Linked DNA regions of Homo sapiens: region 2 is linked to region 1. The links are chromatin loops, found by intact Hi-C in ENCODE. Cell type or tissue: IMR-90. All regions are shown on one strand. Links, peaks and the distances in the headings refer to the core of each region. The heading gives the core; the rest is flanking DNA. Region 1 overlaps SYT17 (synaptotagmin 17). Region 2 overlaps SYT17 (synaptotagmin 17).

The links. Peaks named below come from ENCODE experiments on the same cell type or tissue, not always from the same donor. Only the 100,000 strongest peaks of a DNase experiment are listed, where the experiment ranks them.
Region 2: a loop joins it to region 1, with 3 times the contacts of the local background. A loop is called at or near these places in 2 of 110 quality-filtered maps.

The regions. Positions count from the first base shown.
Region 1 is chr16:19,184,910-19,196,383 of GRCh38, forward strand. The region is part of intron 5 of SYT17 (synaptotagmin 17); the gene reads left to right. Among named protein-coding and RNA genes, the nearest start is that of SYT17, 22 kb to the left of the region's middle. RefSeq lists an enhancer at 1-553 and a silencer at 7,827-7,995. In IMR-90, for the core only: no CTCF peak of the experiment used is centred there; a DNase peak (open chromatin) is centred at 5,832.
Region 2 is chr16:19,259,433-19,270,906 of GRCh38, forward strand. SYT17 (synaptotagmin 17) reads left to right here. Exons shown (of 8, transcript NM_016524.4): 8 at 7,448-8,900. The coding sequence ends at 7,644. Among named protein-coding and RNA genes, the nearest start is that of CLEC19A, 21 kb to the right of the region's middle. In IMR-90, for the core only: no CTCF peak of the experiment used is centred there; no DNase peak of the experiment used is centred there.

The DNA.
Region 1 (11,474 bases), core at 1,926-9,925:
CAGCCCAGGGAAATGTGGTTGGCTGCTCGGGAAGCCACCCACGGACCAGGCTGTGTCTCCAGTCGGCTGTTGTGCATTCCTGCATATTAGAGGGTAACTGTCTACCCATTGTAGGTAGAAGGATGTGGGGAGCCCAAGGAAAGGAAAAGACCCAGCCACTCCTTCCTCCTTCCCTCCCTTCCCGCTTCTCTCTTCACTCCCTCCCTCCCTTCCTTCCCTGCTACCCTCTTCCCTCCCTTTCTCCCTCCTTCCCCTCCTTCCTCCCTCCCCTCCTCCCCTCTTCCCTTCCTTCTCTCCCTGTCCTGTGGGATGGCTGTTGTAGGAACAGGGACGGGAGATGGAGAAACAGGGGAGGGGGCTTTGGCCACCATGAGGTCAATAAGAGCTGCCTTCCAGGCCAGGCGCAGTGGCTTACGCCTGTAATCCCAGCACTTTGGGAGGCTGAGGCAGGAGAATCACTTGAGTCTAGGCGTTCAAGACCAGCCTGGGCAACACAGTGAGACCCCGTCTCTACAAAAAACAATTTAAAAATTAGCTAGGCATGGTAGTGCACATCTGTAATTCTAGCTACTTGGGAGGCTGAGGCAGGAGGATCTCTTGAGCCCAGAGTTTGAGGCTGCAGTGAGCTATGATCGAGCCACTGCACTCACTCCAGCTCACTCCAGCCTGGTTGACAGAGTGAGACCCTGTCTCTTTAAAAAAAAAAAAAAGTTGCCTTTCCATGGGGAGCCATTTGGTGACGTGCAGAGAAAATGGCCTTGGGTCCAAGCTGCAACCTTCCTCCCAGTGCCTAGCTGTTGCTGGGCCCCTGTGCTCCCTCACCTCACTTCAGGTGAAGTGGAGGTAGTAACACCACCTCGCAGCGAGGGCCTGGCGGGTGGCGAGCACTCCACAGTGGCAGGCCCAGTTGTCAGGAGACGACGTCTTCTATTGTGAACCCATTCAGAGTGAGCCTGTAATGTGTCGCCTTCCAGTGCACTAAGCGGTAATCACACCTGGTGAATATCTAATTGGGCAGACAAGAGGCGGGGAGTGTTCCCGTTCACTCCTGATGCTGAGCCTTCTTGCGGTAGAGGAGCTGGCGTCTCCTCAGCTGAGTTAATCTCGGGGCTGCCATCTCCTTTCCATTTGAAGAGGGACAGCCGGGCCTGTTTCAGGTCACTGCGGGAGCAGGTTTCTCCCAGACAAGGGCTGGCTCCTCACCCTTGATAGAGCTGCAGGCCGTGCCTTAGTTTCATGGGGACCTTTCAGTGCCTCTATGAATTAAAAGTATTCATGTGTATAGGGCTGAGTGCAATGGCTCACACCTGTAATCCCAGCACTTTGGGAGGTTGAGGTGGGAGGATGGCTTGAGCCCAACAGTTCGAGACCAGCCTGGGCAACATAGTGACACCCTATTTCTACAAAACATTAAAAAAAAAAAAATTAGCCAGGCATGGTGGCATGTGCCTGTAGTCCCAGCTACTCGGGAGGCTGAGGCAGGAGGATTGCTCGAGCCCGGGAGTTTGAGGCTGCAGTGAGCTATGATTGCGCCGATGCACTCCAGCCTGGTCAATAGAGTGAGGCCTTGTCTCTAAAAAAATAAAATAACAAAAGTGTGTATAAAGTTGAAATATTGCAGGCAGGTCAACTGCTCTAATTGCTCATCTGATTTATACTCTGGTCCGTCACACTCGGGCTTCCAGCCTTGCTGGTGCTATTATCAGCCAAGTAGTGGCTGTTAATGCCTTTAATTGTGGGTTTGACTCAAGTCCTGGCTGTAAATGCCTTCTGTCTCTCATTCCTGATGATGATGAGTGTTTTCTTAGTACTGTTCAAAATAGTTTTTGGAAGCGTCATCTGGACCCTTAAGATATTTGTTTTCCTTCTCTTCTCCCCTCTTTATTATTCTTTGTTTTTTCTTCTCTGATCTGCTCATTTCTTCATTCTGTTTCTCTTGAGGTCCTATTATGTGCCCGGCATTTCTAGTTGGATTAATAAAAATGAATACCATACCATTCCTAGCAGCAGGAAACTTCCAGTCTAGTGGGAAAGACAGTTTGGTAAACAGCAAGCCATGATGCAGTGTGCTGCATGCGGTAATAAATGGGCAATCAGGACTCATTTGCTTTTTTAAAATTATTATTATTATTTTTTATTTTTAGAAACAGGGTCTTGCTCAGTCGCCCAGGCTGGAATGCAGTGGTGCAATCACAGCTCACTGCAGCCCCAAACTCCTGGGCTCAAGAGATCCTCCCACCTCAGCCTCCCGAGTAGCTGGGACTACAGTTGTATGCCGCTGCACCTGGTTAGTTTTTAAAAAAATACATTTTGCAGAGATGGGGATTTCGCTATGTTGCCTAGGCTGGTCTCCAACTCCTAGTCTCAAGCGATCCTCTCACCTCGGCCTCCTAAAGTTTGCTGGGATTATTGGCATGAGCTACTGAGCCCTGCCAAGACTCGTTTCATTAAGAATGATCAAAATTGGCCTTGAAAATGGGCACCATATTGAAGACTGAGGTACCATCTCTCAGTAATTCCAATATAGCAGGTCTTGCACCGTTGGAGTGGATCAGGATGTATTTGCTCACATTTGGGGAGCAAATGTATTTCAGGCAGAAGTTTTAAATGATGGAATCCACTAGGAAGGTCATGCTATATGAGTATTTCACTTTGAATACCAGACTCATACTAGTGAGGCAAGAAGCTCACACAAAGAGAGGCACTGGAGACTCTGACTGAGGGAAGAATATGCTCCTATTGCCCAGCTAATGCTTACTCTGGAAATTATGCTCTTTGAGTGGAAAAGCCGGTTGTCTTACATGCTGCCAACAATCATATGAAAAAGAGCTCATCACTGATCATTAGAGAAATGCAAATCAACACTACAATGAGATACCATCTCATACCAGTCAGAATGGCTACTATTAAAAAGTCCAAAATAACAGATGCTGGTGAGGTTATAGAGAAAAAGGAACGCTTATACACTGTTGGTGGGAGTGTAAATTAGTTCAGCCATAGTGGAAGACAGTGTCGCAATTCCTCAAAGACCTAAAGACAGAAATACCTTTCCACCCAGCAATCTCATTACTGGGCATATACCCAAAGGAATATAAATTGTTCTATTATAAAGACACATGCATGCGTTATGTTCATTGCAGCACTATTCACAATAGCAAAGGCATGGAATCGACCTAAATGTCCATCAGTGATAGACTGGATAAAGAAAATGTGGTACATATATACCATGGAATACTATGCAGTCATGAAAAAGAACAAGATCATGTCCTTTGCAAGAACATGGATGGAGCTGGAGGCCATTATCCTCAGCAAACTAACACAGGAATGGAAAACCAAATACTCCGTGTTCTCACTTGTAAGTGGGAGCTAAATGCTGAGAACACATGGACACAGAGAGGGGAACAACACACAGTGGGGCCTTTCACAGAATGGAGGGTGGGAGGAGGGAGAGGATCAGGAAAAACAACTAATGGGTACTAGGCTTAATACCTGGGTGATGAAATAATCTATACAACAATCTGCCATGACACGAGTTTACCTATGTAACAAACCTGCACTTATACTCCTGAACTTAAAATAAAAGTTAAAAAAAATTCAGTTCTGCAAAAAAAAAAAAAAAAAAAAAAAAAGAAAGAAAGAAACAAGCTGGTTGTCTTTGGCCGGGTTCCCTAGAAGCAGAGCCAGAGATGGCGATTTGGATGTAGATTTGTTGCCAGGGCTGCCATAACAGAGTACTACAAATTGAGTGGCTTAAAGCAACAAAAATTTATTGTCTCACAGGCCTGGAGGCAAGGAGTCCCAGATCAAGGCATTAGCAGAGTCGTGTTCCCTCTGAAACCTGGAGGGGAAGCCTTCCTTGCTCCTTCCTCGCTTCTGGTGGTTGCAGGCAGTCCTTGGAATTCCTCAGCTGGAGCTGCATTGCTCTAATCCCTGTTCTAACGTCACATGGACATTTTTGCCCTGTGTGTGTCTGTGTCTCTTCTCTTCTTTTTTTTTGAGATGAGTGCTGCTCTGTCGCCCAGGCTGGAGTGCAGTGGTGCGATCTCGGTTCACTGCAAGCTCCGCCTCCCGGGTTCACGCCATTCTCCTGGCTCAGCCTCCCGAGTTGCTGGGACTACAGGCGCCCACCACCACGCCCGGCTAATTTTTCGTAATTTTAGTAGAGATGGGGTTTCACCGTGTTAGCCAGGATGTTCTCAATCTCCTGACCTCATGATCCACCTGCCTCGGCCTCCCATAGTGCTGGGATTACAGGCGTGAGCCACGTCTTTTCTCTTCTTATAAGGACACCGGACACCAGTCATATTGAATTAGGACTTACCCTACTCCAGTGTGACCTCATCTTAATTTAAATAACGACATATACAATGACCCAATTTCCAAATAAGGTCCCATTCTGAGATACTGGGGGTTAGGACCTCAACCTGTCTTTTTTTTTTTTTTTTTTCTGAGACAGGGTCTTGCTCTGTCACCCAGGCTGGATTGCAGTCGTGTAATCATGGCTCAATGCAGCCTTGAACTCCTGGGCTCAAGCAATCCTCCTACCTCAGCCTTTCAAGTGGCTGGGACCATGTGGTACCACAAGTGTACACCAACATGCTCAGATAATTTTTTATTTTTTGTAGAGATGGAGTCTCATTATTTTGCCCAGGTTGGTCTTAAACCACTGGGTTCAAGCGATCCTCCTGCCTTGGGGGCCTCAAGTGCTGGGATTAAAGACGTGAGCCAGAATAGCTGCCCTGATTGCTGATTTTTGTTAGAAGCTAACATCTGCCTTCACCAAATTGGTTGGTTGGTCAGTGGAATGGAAAGGAGAGGAGGCAGTTGTGTAATGGTATATAAGACAAAGCTATTCAATTTCTTACTTTTAGCCTATTCTAATGGTGTGTGGAGTTGAGCTAATGCTTAGTGTCTAGTTATACTTTCTTCTTGGAAAACCCATGTGGAAGATGAATGGGTGGCTTATGGGGCCAGCATATAGGCACCTCCTGGTTCAGGGCAGAACATCCCATCTGTCTTGCAACATCCTACCTGACTGCATCTTTGATCTTGGCATTCAGGAAACTGGCAGCTAATGGAGCTATGGCATTTTTGGGGTCTCAGTGATAAGGTTGGCTGGAAGATAATGAAAATAAGACCATACAGTGAGTAGGACAAGGGGATTGACATAGACATGAAATTACACTGGCTATTTAGAGAAATTCTGCTCATTGGAATGGATTGAAAGCCATTGAAATCTGTGTAGGCTCAACTCTTTTAAAAAATTATTAGCTAACATGGTGAAACCCCGTCTCTACTAAAAATACAAAAAATTAGTGAGGTGTGGTGGCGGGCACCTATAATCCCAGCTACTTGGAAGGCTGAGGCAGGAGAAATGCTTGAACATGGGAGGTGGAGATAGCAGTGAGCTGATATCGTGCCATTGCACTCTGGCCTGGGCAGCAAGAGTGAAACTCCGTCTCGAAATTTAAAAAAAAATTATTAGTTTTAATTGTGGGAAAATACACACACCATGAAATTTACCGTCTTAACCATTTTTGCCTGTACAGTTCAGTGGCATTAAGTACATTCACATTGTTGTGCAACCATCACCACCATCCCTCTCCAGAACTCTTGCAAAACTGAAACCCTACACCCATTAATCAATAACTCCCCATCTCCCTCTCCCCGCAGCCCCTGACAACCATCATTCTACTTTCTATGAATCTGACAGTTCTAGGTACCTCATATAAGTAGAGTCATAGATTATTTTTCCTGTGGCTGGCTTGTTTCACTCAGGATAATGTCTTCAAAGTTCATCTGTGTTGTAGCATGAGTCAGAATTTCCTTCCTTTCTAAGGCTGAACTGAATAATATTCCTGTGTGTGTGTGTGTGTGTGTGTGTGTGTGTGTGTGTGTGTCATATTTTGTTGATTCATTCATCCTTTAATGGACACTTGGATTGCCTCCACCCAATGGACAACGGTGCCTCCACCGTTTGGCTATTATAAATAATACTGCTATGAACATGGGTGTGCAGATGGCTTTTTGACCAACTGTGTGTGTGTTTTTTTAAGCCATAAAAATATCCACGATGTAGGTGGTTCATTTTCTCTTGAGTTCATGTGGTTTGGGGAAGGAAGAACAAGGGCAGTGGAGAGATTAGATGCCCCGTGGCCATGCGGGAACCTTTCTGAGCATTAGGAAGGATACACAGTTGTATCCATTTGGCAAGGCTCATCCAGTATTCCTAAAGTTTGTGCATTTCACTGCATATAAGTTTAATCTAAAAAAAAAAACCCACCATAAACAAACACTGAACTCTGGTTAATGATATGCCGAAATGTGTATGGGTGCCATGGTCTGAAGTTTTCCTAAATTCGTATGTTGAAATCCTAACCCCGAGGGGATGGTATTCAGACGGCCTTTGGGGCGGTGGTTAGGCCATGAGGGCAGAGCTGTTATCAATGAGATTAGCGCCCTTGTAAAGAGGCTCCAGAGAGTTGCCTTGCCCCTTCCTCCATGTGGGGCAAAACCAAAAGGTCCCATCTATGAGGAATGGTCCTCAGCAGACATGAAATCAGCTGGTGGCTTGATCTTGGACTTCCCAGCCTCCAGAAGGGTGAGAAATAAATTCTGTTGTTTTCAAGCCGCCCAGTTGATAGTATTTTTGTTACAGCAGCCTGAATGGACTAAGACAGTGAGGAAGTGTACCAATGTCAGCCACTTATTTTGAAATGCATTCAAAAAAGATAGAGTGATAGATGGATAGGGAAGAAGCAAATAGAGCATATTTTAAATATAATTACAGCAGTGTTAATATCAGTAACTGTTCATTTCAGAATCTAGGGGATGTATCTAAGAGTGTGCACTGTACAGTTCTTTTGTTTTGTTTTGTTTTGTTTTTTTGTTTTTGAGACTGTGTCTCACTTTGTCGCCAGACTGGAGTGTAGTGGCATGATCTCGGCTCACTGCAACCTCTGCCTCTCGGGTTCAAGTGATTCTCCTGCCCCAGCCTCTCAAGTTGCTGGGACTACAGGCGCCCGCCACCACACCCAGTTAATTTTTTGTATTTTTAGTAGAGATGGGGTTTCACCATGTTAGCCAGGATGGTCTCAATCTTCTGACCTCGTGATCTGCCCATCTTGGCTCCCAAAGTGTTGGGATTACAGGCGCGAGCCACCGCGCGGCCGCACTGTACAATTCTTTAAGCCTCTCTGTATTTGAAAGTGTTGAGAGTGTAAGCCATGGCCAGGCACGGTGCCTCACATCTGTAATTCCAGCACCTTGGGAGACTTAGGAGGGAGGATCACTTGAGGCCAGGAGTTCGAAATCAGCCTGGCCAACATGGTGAAATCCCATCTCTACTTTTTAGTACAAAAATTAGCTGGGTGTGGTGGCGCATGCCTGTAGTCCTGGCTACTCGGGAAGCTGAGGCATGAGAATCGCTTGAATCCGGGAGACAGAGGCTGCAGTGAGCCAAGATCGCACCACTGCACTCCAGTCTGGACAGCAGAGCGAGACCCTGTCTCATAGAAAAAAAAAGAAATGTAGACTGGGTGTGGTGGCTCATGCCTAAAATCCCAACACTTTGGGAAGCCAAGTGGGAGGACTGCTTGAGGCCAGGAGTTCGAGACCAGCCTGGGCAACATGAAGAGATCCTGTTTCTACAGGAAAAAGGGAGAGAGAGAACATTCATAAGAAAACGTTGAGGAGCAAAAGACAAGAAGTACCGGTGCCAGTTAGGAAAAATTGCTGTGGTCTCTTAGGTGAGAGGTGGTGATGATCTGGACCCTGTGTAAGGTGGCGGTGACAAAGGATGCAATTTGAAAGCAGAGGCTTTGATGCCCAGAAGCAGCCTTTGAGGAAACTATAAACAAGGAATATCAAACAGTGCGGGGTCGGTTGGGGGTGGTCAAGTGGGTTTCTACTACTGTGATGGTTCTCTTACTTTAACAAGCATCCGAATCAGGTGGGAGCTGTGACTGTGGAGCCTCCAGACCTCAGCCTCCCTAATTCTGATTTCCCACATCCTGGGTGAGAGGCCCATGAATCTGCACTTGAGCCAATGGGCTGGGAGATTCTAATGTAGGTAAACTCTGGACCTCGTTCCGAGAAACACTGGGTGGCTGGTGGAAGGTGAAAGGTGAAAGGTGGAAGGTGGAAAGGGTTCAGACATTTGACCTGCCCAGACTTGCATCTAAAACTTGGCTCTGCCACTTAGGGGTTGGATGTTGTGATGGTTTCATAAGCTGGCGTGGCAAGTGCTGTGCCCAGCTGCTTCAGTGGCCGGTGTGCAGGGTGCACCCAATACAGGGCTGCCACTAAGATGATATTTTATGGAGCTGTTCTGGGAAGGAGTAGATTCAAGTTAAAGTGCTCTTAGGCATTCATGTAGAAGAGTTCTAAGTCATGTCAGGATGCAGTATCTTACATTACAAAGCCAGATTGCCCACTGAAGAGGAATGTTTGATTTGGGCCTAGAAGAAGAAAATATGTTTAGTCAAAAGTGATATTTGCACACTGGAATGCTGGATATTTATGTTTCCGAACATTGCTTCAACCTGAGATTTGCACTGCCCAAATGAAAGCCTTTTAGACCTTTGATGTCTAGAATTCAGAGCATTGTGGCTTAGGAAGCAGAGTCTGTGCGTGTGGCCACTAACTAAGCTGTCTTCTCCAGTGTCTGCTGACACCTGGGAAAGTCATCTGTTATCCTAGGTTGGGTTCCTCTAAAGACAAAGATTTGAGTGCTTGCATTTTCTTTAGGAAGTGATGCTGAGAAACACCAGAAGAGAAGGGAGGAAATGAGACCAATAAAGTGTCTCACCACTGTGGGCAACTAGAGCTTAATCATACTGGGGAACTCAGTGTAGCCTACCCCAGGGGTGAGGGAGCTGGGGTATTTATTCACCGAGTTCCCATGTGGCATGGGTTGCAGGATGCTCCCAAAAGTCCTTAATTCCCTGGGCACCTCCAACTTGCCTTGTGGGCACAAGTAGGAAAGACTCCACTGGCCGAGAGACCTAAGCAGAGATGTGGGGCTGACAGTAGGCAGTCAACGAAGTCTGTTCTGGTCGGGGCTAGGTGCTGTGGTGGGCACCTTTAGCGTTGCTACACTTTCTCTTGCCACCCTCAGGGCTCAGAATGCGGCATCTTCCATGCCTCACCTTCTCCCTGCTTGCCATCTCTCTTCATTTCCCCTTTCCTCTGATCAGGAAGGTGCAATGCAGATGAATAAGAACATTGGCTAAGCGGAAACCTGTAAAGAAAAAGATGCCAGTCCCCCCTTCTTATAGAGGTGCCCAATCTTTGCAAGTGACTGTCTTGGCAGCCATGTCTCTCTCTGAGCTTTTGGGGGAACGGATGACAAAGAAAATCTATAGCTGTCTCCATTCAGCCAATGCTCCCTCTCCCCTCACCCCTTTTACATGTAGATACTGGGAGTAGGGAGGATTGTGAATGCTGCAGAACCACCTCTCCGCCTCTCACAAATCACAGAGAGAGATGTTGTGTCCCAGATGTTGCTGGCCCCTGGGTACTTCTCCTTGGTCTTCACTTTGGGCCAGGGCAGCGTGTTCTGGGGTCAACAGGAAACACCCTCACTCAGCATCCTGCTGATGTACAGGAAAAGGTTTGGCCAGCCCCTGGGGCAGAGTAAATACCCCATAGACATCAGCATTTGTTGTTATTTCGTGTTGGTATCTTTATTTATTTATGTATTAGAGACAGGGTCTCACGCTGTCACTGAGGCTGGAGTGCAGGGGTGCGATCATGATCACTGCAGCCTCAAACTCCTGGGCTCAAGTGATCCTCCCGCCTCAGCCTTCCAAGGAGCTTGGACCACAGGTGTGAATTACCACGCCCAGCTAATTTTTAAATTATTTTTTGTAGTGACGGAGTCTTGCTGTGTTGCCCAGGCTGGTCTCGAACTCCTGACCTCAAGCAATCCTCCTGCCTTGGCCTCCCGAAGTCCTGAGATTGCAGATGTGAGCCATCACGCCCAGCCAAATAAAAGGGTTCTAGTCTTGGTATCTTTGGCACTTGGAAGGAACTCAATAGATGTCTTCTGAATTGAACAAATATTGTGTAAAGAGCATGCGCTTTTGAGTTAGACTGATCTGGTTAAAAGTTCCAGCTTCACCATTTCCCAGCTGTGTGAACTTGGGTCTAACTCCTAGGCTGTACATTAGGGATAATAATTCTTACTGCATGGGGATCTGGGGGAGCACTGTGAGGATAGTGATGGTGGCAAGCTCTCACATAGCACTCACTGTGCACTGGGCATTCTGCTAAGTGCTTTTATTGTGTGAACTATTATTATCACCCCATTTTATAGATGAAGAAACTGAGGCATGCATTAAGCAACCCATCCAAGCCACAGAACTGGGACTTGAACCCATGTCATCCAGCTGCAGAGGCTGTACTCTCAGCCAGTCTCCTCCATGGCACTGCTTCTTTCATTTATTTATTTAACCTTTTTTTAAAAATCAAAACAAAACAAAACAAACCTTTTTTTTTTTTTTTTAAGAGATTGGGGAGTGGGGGCAGGCATGGTGGCTCACACCTGTAATCCCACCACTTTGAGAGGCTGAGGCAGGCAGATCACCTGAGGTCAGGAGTTCAAGACCAGCCTGGCCAACATGGTGAAACCTCATCTTTACTAAAAATACAAAAATTAGCTGGGCATGGTGGTGGGCGCCTCTAATCCTACCTAGCTACTCAGGAGGCTGAAGCAGGAGAATCGCTTGAACCCGAGAAGTGGAGGTTACAGTGAGCTGAGATCACACCACTGCACTCCAGCCAGGGTGAAGGAGCAAGACTCCATCTCACTCCTGTAATCCTAGCACTTTGGGAGGCCAAGGCGGGGGGATTATGTGAGTCAGGAGTTCAAGACCAGCCCAGAGAAAAAGAGTGAGATCCCCATCTCTACAAAAAATTTAAAACTTAGCCTGATGTGGTGATGCACATCCACATTCGCAGCAACTCGGGAGGCTAAGGTGGGAGGATCACTTGAGCATGGGAGGTGGAGGCTGCTGTGAGCTATGATGGCAACACTGCACTCCAGCCTGGGTGACAGAGCCGGACCCTGTCTCAAAAGAAAAAACCCACCAAAACCAAAAAGACTCAAAAAAAAGATGGAGTCATGCTATATATGCTGAATAAATGGTGATTGGGAACCCAGGTGCCAGAAGGTCACAGGGAGGGACCCAAGGAAGGAATGTACCAAGAAGGAGGGAGATTGAGACACAATTGAGGTTGAAACCAGAAGGAATTGGCTTAGAATCTGATTTGTGCTTCAATTTATACTACTTTGGTCATAACCATGCCCCAGGCAGACAGTCGATAGAAGAATTTTTTTTTTTTTTTTAAAGACAGAATCTTGCTCTGTTGCCCACGCTGGAGTGCAATGGCATGATCTCGGCTCACTGCAACCTCCGCCTCCCGATTTCAAGCATTTCTCCTGCCTCAGCCTCCTGAGTAGCTGGGATTAC
Region 2 (11,474 bases), core at 2,072-10,071, 75 kb after region 1:
CCAGCCCTGTGAAGGAGGAAAATGTTATTTGCCTCTTCACCAAATGGTTCCATTCTATTGTAGTTTTTTGAGTTCTTGTATCTGTCTGGTACTCACAATCCACTATATTAAGTTACTCCAGATGGGAAAACCAGATGACTGAGTTTATTTGAATTATGTCTAAATCCATGAGCATTAAATAGGTTCTTAGAGAAAGCCCTCTTCATGGATTTTGTACATAGACTTGTGACATCAATTCTGAATGTTTTGATTTTTTTTTTTTTCTTGCCACACTCCATATTATACAGGTTGTTGAGAAATTGCTTCCAGATGACTAGGGTACACTTAGAGTGTGTACATTTTGTAAACCAAAAAGTGTCTGAGACAAGTCGCAATCAGTTTGGGAGTTTATTTTCCAAGGTTACGGACCTGTGCATGAAACAGCCTCAGGAGGTCCAGAGGACATGCGCCCAAGGTGGTCAGGCTACAGCTTGGTTTTATACATTTTAGGGAGACATAAGACATCAATCCATACATGTAAGAGGTACATTGGTTCAGTCCAGAAAGATGGGACAGCTGGAAACAGGGACTGGGGAGTGTGTGGGGTGACTTCCAGGTCTTAGGTGGATTCAAAGACTGGCAATTGGTTATTATCTAAAGACCTGAAATCAATGTCTAAATTACAATAAAGGTTTGTGGACACCAAGGTTTTATCATGCAGATAAAGCCTCTAGATAGCAGGCTTCAGAGAGAATAGATGGTAAGTGTTTCTTACCAGATTTAAAGAGTCTCTTCTGGCTGGGCGCAATGGCTCACACCTGTAATCCCGACACTTTGAGAGGCCAAGGCGGGAAGATCACTTGAGCTCAGGAGTTAGAGACCAGCCTGAGCAACATGGTGAAACCCCATCTCTACAGAAAATACCAAAAAAAAAAAAAAAAAAAAAAAAAAAGCCAGGCATAGTGGTGTGCACCTGTGGTCCCAGCTAGTTGGGAAGCTGAGGTAGGAGGATCACTTGAGCCTGGGAGGCAGAAGTTGCAGTGACCTGAGATCATGCCACTGCACCTGGGTAACAGAGAGAGACCTTGTCTCAAAAAAAAAAAAAAAAAAAAAAAAAGGAAAGAAAAAAAAAAGAATTCGTTCTATCAGTCTTAAGATCTGTCTTCATGTTAATGTTGGCATGTCTGACTTCCCCTTCCCACCACAGCCTGAACTAGCTTTTCAGGTCACCTTTGGAATGCCCTTGACCAAGAGGAGGGGCCCATTCAGATGGTTAGGGGGCTTAGAATTGTATTTTTGGCTTACAATATCCAGAAATATATTAGTGACTACATTTAAAAGAGTCCCCCATAACCATCAGTAGAAATATTTGGTGGAGGTACTTTACAACAAAATTTTTAGTTATGGATGTTTCTAAAGAGAAGGAATTTAGGAATGTGGTTATAAGGAATTGGCTTCATTCACAGGTTATTCAAATACTGCAAATTTTATCACCAATTAGCTATGTGACTTGGTTTCCTTACCTATAACATGGAGAGGGCTGGGTTATCTGACCCACTGTCCCTAAGCCCCTTTCTGGATTCCACATGTCTAGTCTTTAAAAAAAAATTGTAGAAAGAGAGTCTTACTATGTTGCCCAAGCTGGTCTCGAACTCCTGGGCTCAAGAGATCCTCCCACCTTGACCTCCCAAAGTGCTGGGATTACAGGTGTGAGCCACTGCACCTGGCCCCTGACATGTCTAGTTTTAATTCTCTATTTTCTCCAACACACTTAGAATTTACAGTGATGGCAATCTTGATATTCTCCCAGGCAACTTTCTAATAGAAGTTATTACTTATCTTCAGCTTCACTTTATTATAATTTGCATTTTAAATTTTTTTAAGACTGTTAAGATTGCCATAACTTTACCAAGTGATTTGCAATTTACACTGCCTGCTAATTAACTCAGATGGCCATGGCAGGAACTGCCTCCCATCAGAAAGGCTGAATCACTCAAGCGCTCCCACCTTTCAAGGGCCAAGTGATTCACCAGCCAAGTTACTTTACAAATTGGGATGAGGAGCATAGGATATTAGACTTCCTTTTAGTTTTCATCCTTTCTGGTGATTTAGTTGTGGATTCTCTAACAGTGACTTATTTTTCCTTTGTTTTCTTTCCAAAATAATATGTACTTTCTGTAAGAAGTTCAAACTGTACATACTTATTGATACAGAAAGTGGACATTTTCCTCTGTTTCCCCCTTCCCAGAGAGAGCCACTCTGAACAGTGGTGAACATCCATATTGTTTTCTTCAGGTATATTAACATTCTTTTTAACAAAAAGATTGTGCTTACATATACTGTTTTGTAATGTGCTTTTGTCTCCTAGCAATATGTGTTGGAGATTTTTCCATTTCATATAGATAAGTCTGTCTCATTTTTAATGGCAACATGGATTTCCGTGGTATTATTATCTCAGAAGTTATTTAATTCATTTCCTCCAGTCTTATTCTAGGTACCTCCCAAAGACAAACTTAGTGACATGAGCTCAAGTAGGCTACTAGGAGGTGACCTCAGGAAGCTTGAATAAGGGAATGGCAAATAAGACAGGAAAAGGAGGAAAACAAATCAAGGATGTTTGGCGAGTGGATATCTGCAGTATAGGGGGTCTTCAAAATCACCCTCAGGTCCAATGATTCACCACAGAACTTGGAAAAACTGTTATTCTCATGGTTACAGTTTATTACAGAAAAAGCATACAGACCAAAATCAGCAAAGTGAAAGATTGCTGCTATGGTCTGAATGTTTTGTTCCCCCAAAATTCTTATGTTGAATCCTAATCCCCATGTGGGAGGTGATTAGACCATGAAGGCTCTGTCCTCATGAATGGGGTTGGTGCCCTTATAACAGAAACCCAAGAGAACTGTCTTGCTGCTTCTATTGCATGAGAAGGCACCACCTATGAAGGAGAGCAAGCCCTCACCAGACACTGAATCTGCTGGTACCTTGATCTGGGACTTCCTAGCTTCTGGAACCATTAGGAAATAAATTCCTGTTGTTTATAAGCCTCCCTGTTTATGGTAATTTGTTATAGCAGCCCAGCAGACTAAGAAAGGGGAAAGAGTCCTCTTTGTCATAGGAAAAAGTCCAAGAGAGACCAGATGCAAGCTTCCAGTTGTTCTCCTCAACTGGAGTTATACGAGCAGTGCCTAATTCTCCTTGCAAGGATGTGTGACAACACACTTAGGGTATTGCCACCCAAGAAGACTCACCTGAGCCTTGGTGTCCAGCATAGTTAGAGGACGTTGGTCATATAGTCATGGCTGACCATCTGGGTAGCTGAGCCTCCTTGCAGAGGTAGCTTGCAGAGGTCCAGCTAATGTTGAGTGGCCCAAGGTCCTCACCATAAATCACAGTTAGCACAGACAAGCTGGCATGGCTCAGGCAGGAAGCTGCAGGTGCTTGAGGAAGGACACTATCTATAGAAACCATGAGTAGCCTCCAAGGTGGGCTGAGGGGTAGGCAGGGCACCAACAGCCCCAGCTACACTCCCTCAGGGACAGTCTTGCCATTTCCCGTTTTTCATTCTTATAAACAATGCCCTGGTGCAGGGGTCAGCAAACTTTTCTATAAGGAGTCAGATAATCTTTTTTTTTTTTTTGTATTCCCTTTTGGCAATTTGTTTAATTGAGATAAAATTCACATAACTTAAAACTCACCCTTTTGGTGTATACGATTCAGTGCTTTTTAGTATATTTTCAAGATTGTGCAACCAACACCACTATCTAATTCCAGAACATTTTTATCACCCCAAAAAGGAGCCCTGTGCCAATTAGCTATCACACCCCATTCCCTCTTTCCTCTATCCTTGATAACCACTAATGGTAATTTCTGTCTCTAAAGATCTGCCTATTCTGGACATTTCATATAAATGGATCATAATATATGACCTTAAAAACTTGGTACATAGGCCAGCCATGGTGACTTATGCCTGTAATCCCAGCATTTTGGAAGGCCGAGGTGGGCAGATCACCTGAGGTCAGGAGTTCAAGACCAGCCTGCCCAATGTGGCAAAACCCTGTCTCTACTAAAAATACAAAAATTAGCCAGGCATGGTGGTGGGCACCTGTACCCAGCTACTTGGGAGTCTGAGGCAGGAGAATCACTTGAGCCCGGGAGGCAGAGGTTGCAGTGAGCCGAGATCACGCCACTGCATCCCAGCCTGGGTGACAACAGTGAAATTACAACTCAAAAAAAAAAAAAAAAAAGAAAAGAAAAAAAAAACTTGGACATAAATGTTTACAGTAGCATTATCCATAATAATAGTCAAAATGTGGAAACAACCCAAATGTCCATCATCTGATGAACAGATAAGCAAAACATGGCATATCCATACAATGGAACGTTAGCTGGCCATAAAAAGTAGCACTACAACATGGATGAACCAGACAGATAGCAGATATGTGAGGCTTTGAGAGCCACATGGCCTCCAAATTATTCAGCTGCTGTGGTCTGAATAGTTGTCCCCCACCCTGCCAAATTTGTATGTTGAATTCCTAACCCACAAAGTGATGGCATTAGGAGGCGGGACCTTTGGGAGATGATTAGGTCATGAAGGTTGGAGCCCTCATAATTGGGATTAGTGCCCTTATAGAAGATGCCCCAGAGAACTAGCCTGTCCCTTCCACCATGTGGGGACTCAGTGAGAAGATACCACCTATGAGGAAGCAGCTTCTCACCAGACACCGAATTTGCCAGTGGCTTGATCTTGAACTTCCCAGCCTCCAGAACTGTGAGCAATAAGTTTTTGTTGTTTATAAGCCACCCAGTTTATGGCATTTTGTTACAGCGGCCTGAATGGACTAAGACATCAACTCTGCCCTTTTTGCACAAAAGCAGCATTATGTAAACAAATGGGTTTGACTGTGTTCCAATAAAACTTTATTTACAAAAACAGGTAGTAGTCCATATTTGACTGGGAGGCTCTAGTTTGCCCATTCCTGCTATATAAAATATCCTTGTATGTGTATTTTTGTCCATTTGTGCAGAAAATTCTATGGGATCAATTCCTAGAAGTGAAATTGCTGAGTCATGAGTTATGACATATTTATTTTGAACAGATGCTGTGAACCACCCCAAAATTTGAACCAACTTGCTTTTCCACCAGCGGCACATGAGAGTACGTGAGACTGAGATTTCCCCCACCTTTTTTTTTTTTTGAGACAAGCAAGGTCACTTTGCTACCCAGGCTAGAGCCAGTGCAGTGGCACCATCACTGCAGCCTTGACTTCCCTGGACTCAGGTGATCCTCCCACCTCAGCCTCCTGAGTAGCTGGGACTACAGGCACACACCACTATGTCTGGCTGATTTTTTGTATTTTTTAGTAAAGGCAGGGTTTTTCCATGTTGCCCAGACTAGTCTCAGACTCCTGGGCTCAAGCGATCCACCTGCCTCAGCCTCCCAAAGTGCTGGGATTACAGATGCGAGCCACCGTGCCCAGTCAGAATTTCCTTTCTTAAAGCCCTTTCACAAAGAAGTAGAACCCATACCCATTTAGAAGGGAAGTTTCTGCATTGTCATTCTTGAGCTTTGGAGAGGAAGAAGAAGATAGAACATTTTGCCCCCAAAGAAGAAAACTAAATGGGGCCTGAAGTGGTCTCATAATAGTATCTTATTTTAGATTTGAGGCTCACAGGGAAGGGGACTCTGGTAACTTGTCCTCATTTGGTGAGATCAAACCTTACACTGCCCACTAAGTGTCATTCCTAAAAGCCTTGAGTGTTACCTGTTCAATTATTTTTTCAAATGCAGAGAGCTCCTTAGCAATTTCATTTATTAAGCAAAGCTTCCATTCCTATTATTTCTCTTTGTAAGTAATTTGCATGTAAATGAGGTCCACCTATGCATACTGAGCATGTTACCAAATGTACAAAAAATATACATGGTCCAATTTTTCTCCACAGAGCTGACAGGTACCCATCCCTCTTGCTGAAGATGACATAGTATTTCACGTAGCCTAGTTTTCCCTAAGTCTTTTTGGCTTTTGGACGATGGATGGAGTTTTTGTTTTTATTTTTCCATTTTTCTTTTTTCTCCCTCATTTTCATCATTTGGAATTCGTGGTGTGAAACCCACAGGGGAGAACAGAGGCTCATTAGCATTCAAGCTCTGTTTTTGGCAGCATATTTTAGTTGCTTTATATGATATTCAGCATCCCTCCTGGGATCTAGCCTGCCTTTGCTCGGCTCACGCTGGGTGAATCTGTGATATTTCCCATTCTGTAGCCCTTCATTTATAACACAGGCATAGCCTGCTTTCCCATTAGTGAGATGGCATGCCTGGACTACCCACACACAGATCAAGAATTAGGCGGAACTTGGCCGGGAAGATAAATCAAGTTAACCGTCTCATTAGGCTTGAAAGACACAAATTAAGCTGAAGTTGGGATTAACAGAGAAGCCTTTCAAAGAGACATGCAGCACAACAAGGGGTGGAAGAAGTTGCCGTAGCCATTACTCTCAGAAAATTTCCAGCATTTGATGGAACAGAGGAAACATGAAGTCTCTTTTATAAAAGGTCAACAGACAGAAATTTAGGCTCAAAATAGCAGTATAACATTTGTTGAGCTCTTACCACCTGCTTGGCACTGTGTGCTGAGAGCTTTACACACATTATTTCATAGAAATTGCACATTGACCTATGAGAGAAGCACTACTAAAATTCCTGTTTAACTAATAAAGAAACTGAGGCTCAGAGAGGTTACTTCGCCTGCCTCAGAGACACAGAGCTTGGTCAAATGATAGAGCCAGGATTCACTCCCAGGATATTTGGTCCCATGGCCCATGGCTTAACCTAGTGGTTCCCGTTTGGGATGCATTGGCCTCCGCAGGGGCCATTTGGCCATGTCCGAAGACATTTGGGGTTGTCACAGCTGTAGAGAGAGCTGCTACCAGCTTCTAGTACGTAGGTACCCGGGATGCTGCTAAACTTCCTACAGTCCACAGGACAGTTACGGCAAAGGATTATCCCGCCCATAATGTCAACAGTTCCATGATTGAGAAACCCTGGTTTAATCGCTCAACTGGACTACATTGACAGGCTCACTGTTCCACTAGAACTATCCACTTACAGAGCTCTATATGCAGTGTGGTGATGCCGTGGGACATACGTTTAAGGCTGCATATTGCAGGCGGTGCAGCTGTCTGGCAGAAGGAACAGCCAATGCCAAGGCTGAGAGGTAAGAATCTGGCTGGCATGGGATGGCAGGAAACCAGGTGCAGCTGTTGCAGAGACTCACAGGAGGATGAGATGAGGGAGTTGGACTTCTCACCAAGAAAAGGAAAAAGACAGCGTGCCCTAAACGATGACCCCCATGTTTGCAGTTGACAAATGTGTAGACTAATGGCCTCTTGTCTTCTCCCTGCCTTCCTGTTCTGTTCCCCTCCTTCCTCTTGCCTCCCTCCTGCCCTCAACCCTCTGGCTCCCTAGTTTTCGGCCACAACATGAAGAGCAGCAATGACTTCATCGGGAGGATCGTCATTGGCCAGTACTCTTCAGGCCCCTCTGAGACCAACCACTGGAGGCGCATGCTCAACACGCACCGCACAGCCGTGGAGCAGTGGCATAGCCTGAGGTCCCGAGCTGAGTGTGACCGCGTGTCTCCTGCCTCCCTGGAGGTGACCTGAGGGCTGCAGGGAAGGCAGCTTTCATTTGTTTAAAAAAAAAAAAAAAAGACGGAAAAAAATGTGTCACATACTATTACATCCACACCTGCATACACACTCGCAACATGTCTACACACGTCCACACACACAGACACACAGATACCCCAAATCCTCTCAGAACTGAGAGGAAGCTGACTATTGATCACAAAATGGCCGCCCTCAGTTGAGTGAGGCCTAGGAACTTTCCGGAAGCCCCATCCATAGATCACAAGCTCAGTGGGCTCTGCCGTGGGACTTATTGGCAGTGCCTGCTCTTGTCAATACTCCTGCCCCAAAATGCACTTTCAACCCTCAGGCCAGAGAAAGGACCTCCCAAAGGGTGCCAAGCTCCATCAAGACTAAATTTACCAAGAGTTTGGCCAGTGTGTGGGAGACTTGAACACCCCCCACTTCCGAAACACACACCTACTGGGTAACTTCTGAACAGGCTGCTGTTCCCTGGGGTTCTTCAAACCTGATACCTTTCTCCAAAGGTGTAAGTATCTTTGTCTTCTCCGTAGTAAATGTGATAACTAGATTATGGGCCATTTGGAGAAACCAAATGGCAACCAAAACTATTCCAGTGTCAGAAGCCTTTCCTGGCTTAACAGAATTGTTCTTGTGTTAGCTCATCCCAGGGAACGCCCTGTGGGTATGTATGTGTATGTCCTCGTGCATGTGCCCTCACAGGCGAACACGTGTGTGCCTATGTGTCCTCTTGGAGAGCATGGCGATGGGCCAGGACCTCAGCCCTGAGCACTGCCTTCTCTCTGCCTCTCCTGTCCAGTGAGAGTCCAACCAGTGTCCTCCTGTCTGTCAGAGATCCCACTTTGGATAAAAGTAGTGTGTGTGTGTGTGTGTGTGTGTGTGTGTGTGTGTAAAGTAAATAGGATATGATAGAGCAAAAGTAACATTTTTTGACCGAATCATGGTGATTGTGACCCACGAAAGACATACAAAGACTTGATATATGGATTAAAATGGCTATCACACCCCATCCATGATGATCTTCTTCCTTAATCATACTCTGAGGATCTTTCTGTGTTTTTCTGTGAACGAATGTCACGTCTCTCGTGCTAAGGAATTAGTGTAGTTAGAATAGATCTCTCTCTCTCTCTCTTTCTCTCTCTCTCTTTCCTCTCTCTCTGTTGGATGCTTCTGTATCTTTTTCCACAGCATAATGTCTGGTGTGATGGGGAGCTATTTATTGAAATTAAAGATTATTTATTTGTGCCATGCATTCGAGTTATCTTTTTCTTCATGAACACAGGACATAGAAGGTGGGAGGGCATTGCAGCTAGTACTGCTGTGTAACAAACCATACTGAACAAGTCAAAACAATGATTTTTTTTTTTTTGAGACAAAGTCTCACTCTGTTGTCCAGGCTGGAGGGTAGTGGTGCAGTCTCTGCTCACTGCAACCTCTGCCTCCTGCATTCAAGCAATTCTCCTGCCTCAGCCTCCCGAGTGGCTGGGATTACAGGTGTGCACCACCACCCCTGGCTAATTTTTGTATTTTTAGTAGAGACAGAGTTTCACCATGTTGGCCAGGCTGGAATTGAACTCCTGGCCTCAAGTGATCCACCTGCCTCAGCCTCAGCCTCCCAAAGTGCTGGAATTACAGGCATGAGCCACTGCACCCAGCTTCAAAACAATGATATTTATTATACTGATAGATTTTGGGGGTCAAGAATGTTGAGTATTTGCAATATGTCTGTCTGACTTGAGCAGTGTACTAATGCCAATTATTCCAGTGTTGCTCTTCTATATAAAACTTTTCACTTCCTCAGGGCAAGATTCACGGCTTATTTAGCATTTTGTTGGCCAAGCCCTGCTAAGGGCATGACCCAGGTAACTGCTCCATGGGCTAAAATGGCTTCACCCCTCAGGCTACATTGGGTATTGCAGAGAGAACCTCATGGTGTCTCCCATTCTGGAGTGGAAGTGTTGTGGAGGTCAAGGGGGAGAAACAGGGAGGCTGGGTTAGGTTGATGTATTCATCCATTTTGCATTGCTGTAAAGGAGTACCTGAAACTGGGTAACTTATAAAGAGGTTTATTTGGCTCATGGTTCTGCAGGCTATACAGGAAGCACAGTGCTGGCATCTGTGTGGCTTCTGTTGAGGCCTCAGGAAGCTTACAATCATGGTAGAGGGCAAAGGGTGAACAGGCGTGTCACATGGCAAGAGAGGAAGTGAGAGAGGAAGAGAAGGAGGTGCCAGGCTCATTTAAACAACCAGCTCTAATAGAGTGAGAACTCACTCATCACCAAGCCGTTCATGAGGGATCCACCCCCATTACCCAAATACCTTCCACCAGGCCCCACCTCCAACATTGGAGATCACATTTCAACATGAGATCTGGAGGGGGAAACAACATCCAAACCATATCAGTTAAGTTCTCAGAAAAGGAGAAGTGTTTTCCTTCTCTATGAAATGGCTTCATTACTGTGGTTTACAGTAGAAGATAAAAGCATAAAAGAACAAACAAAATGAGTGAAGACAGGTACGTAATAAGCACTTAGAACTAGAGGTGGAGTCATTGGTGATGAGGCCCAAGGGCTTTGGGCCCAAGAAACCATAGTTCAAATCCCAGGACCACCACTCCTTAACTGTGTACTGGGGCACAAACCACGTAAGTCTTCTAAGCCTCAATTTCCTCGTTGTCTTAGGGTGCCTCAAAAACAGACCTTGACATGAGGACTTGGGTGCAGACGACCCCAGAAAGCATAAGTGAAGAATAAGGGGAAGGAGAAAAGCAAAAGTCTTCATGAATTAGTACTGTGAGCTCAGTCATACTGAGGACCCCTGTAGAAAACACTAAAGAATTATCATTATGCAGAAGCTGGAGTATTTAATTACTGACGCTTGTCCCTCCTCATGGCTTGAGGGCTGCCCTGAAAGCATTAAATGTTTGGCACTTCAGAATTGTCCAGTGTGGTCTGTATAAGCTCCCATAACACCAGAGAAATCTCTGGGCAGAGGAAGAGGCACATGTGCTTGATGAGGTCAGCTGTGTATGTGCACAACACAGCTCCCTATAGCCACAGGGGAGCCAGGTGGACTGAGGGATATGAGGCAGGGCATCCCCAGCATTAGACACCTTCATTAGTAATAACAAGAGGGCTGACTAGCACCACACGAGGTGCCAAACATCACATTTAAGCCTCATGCAGCAACCTTCAGGGGTGTAGAAGAGATGTTAATCTCCTTTTACAAATGGGGAGGCCAAGATTTTTTTTTTTTTTTTTTTTGAGGCAAAAAATTGCTCCGTCTCCCAGGTTGGAGTGCAGTGGTGGTATCACGGCTCACAGCACTGGGCTCAAGCAATCCTCCCACCTCAGCCCCCCAAGTAGCTGGGATCATAGGCCTGGCTAACTTCTTAATTTTTTTGTAGCGATGAGCTCTCATTATATTGTACAGGCTGGCCTTGAATTGCTGGGCTCAAGTGATCCTTCTGCCTCGGCCTCCCATAAGTGCTGAAATTACAGGCATGAGCCACTGCGCCCAGCTGGAAGTCAAGATTTAATAAGTTTAAGTGTCAGGTAACTGCAATAGAGATAAAAAGCCAGCCCAGGCCCAGCTGCCTACCCTGTTATGGGTTGGTGATTTGCTGGAGTCCTAACCTGAGACTGTGGCCTTATTTGGAGAGAGGGTCTTTACAAAGGTGATCAGGTTGAAGTGAGGTCATGAGGTGAGCCCTCATCTGATATGACTGGAGTCCTTATAAGAAGAGGAAATTTGGCCAGGCACAATGGCTCATGCCTGTAATCCCAGCATTTTGGGAGGCCAAGGCAGGAAGATCACTTGAGGTC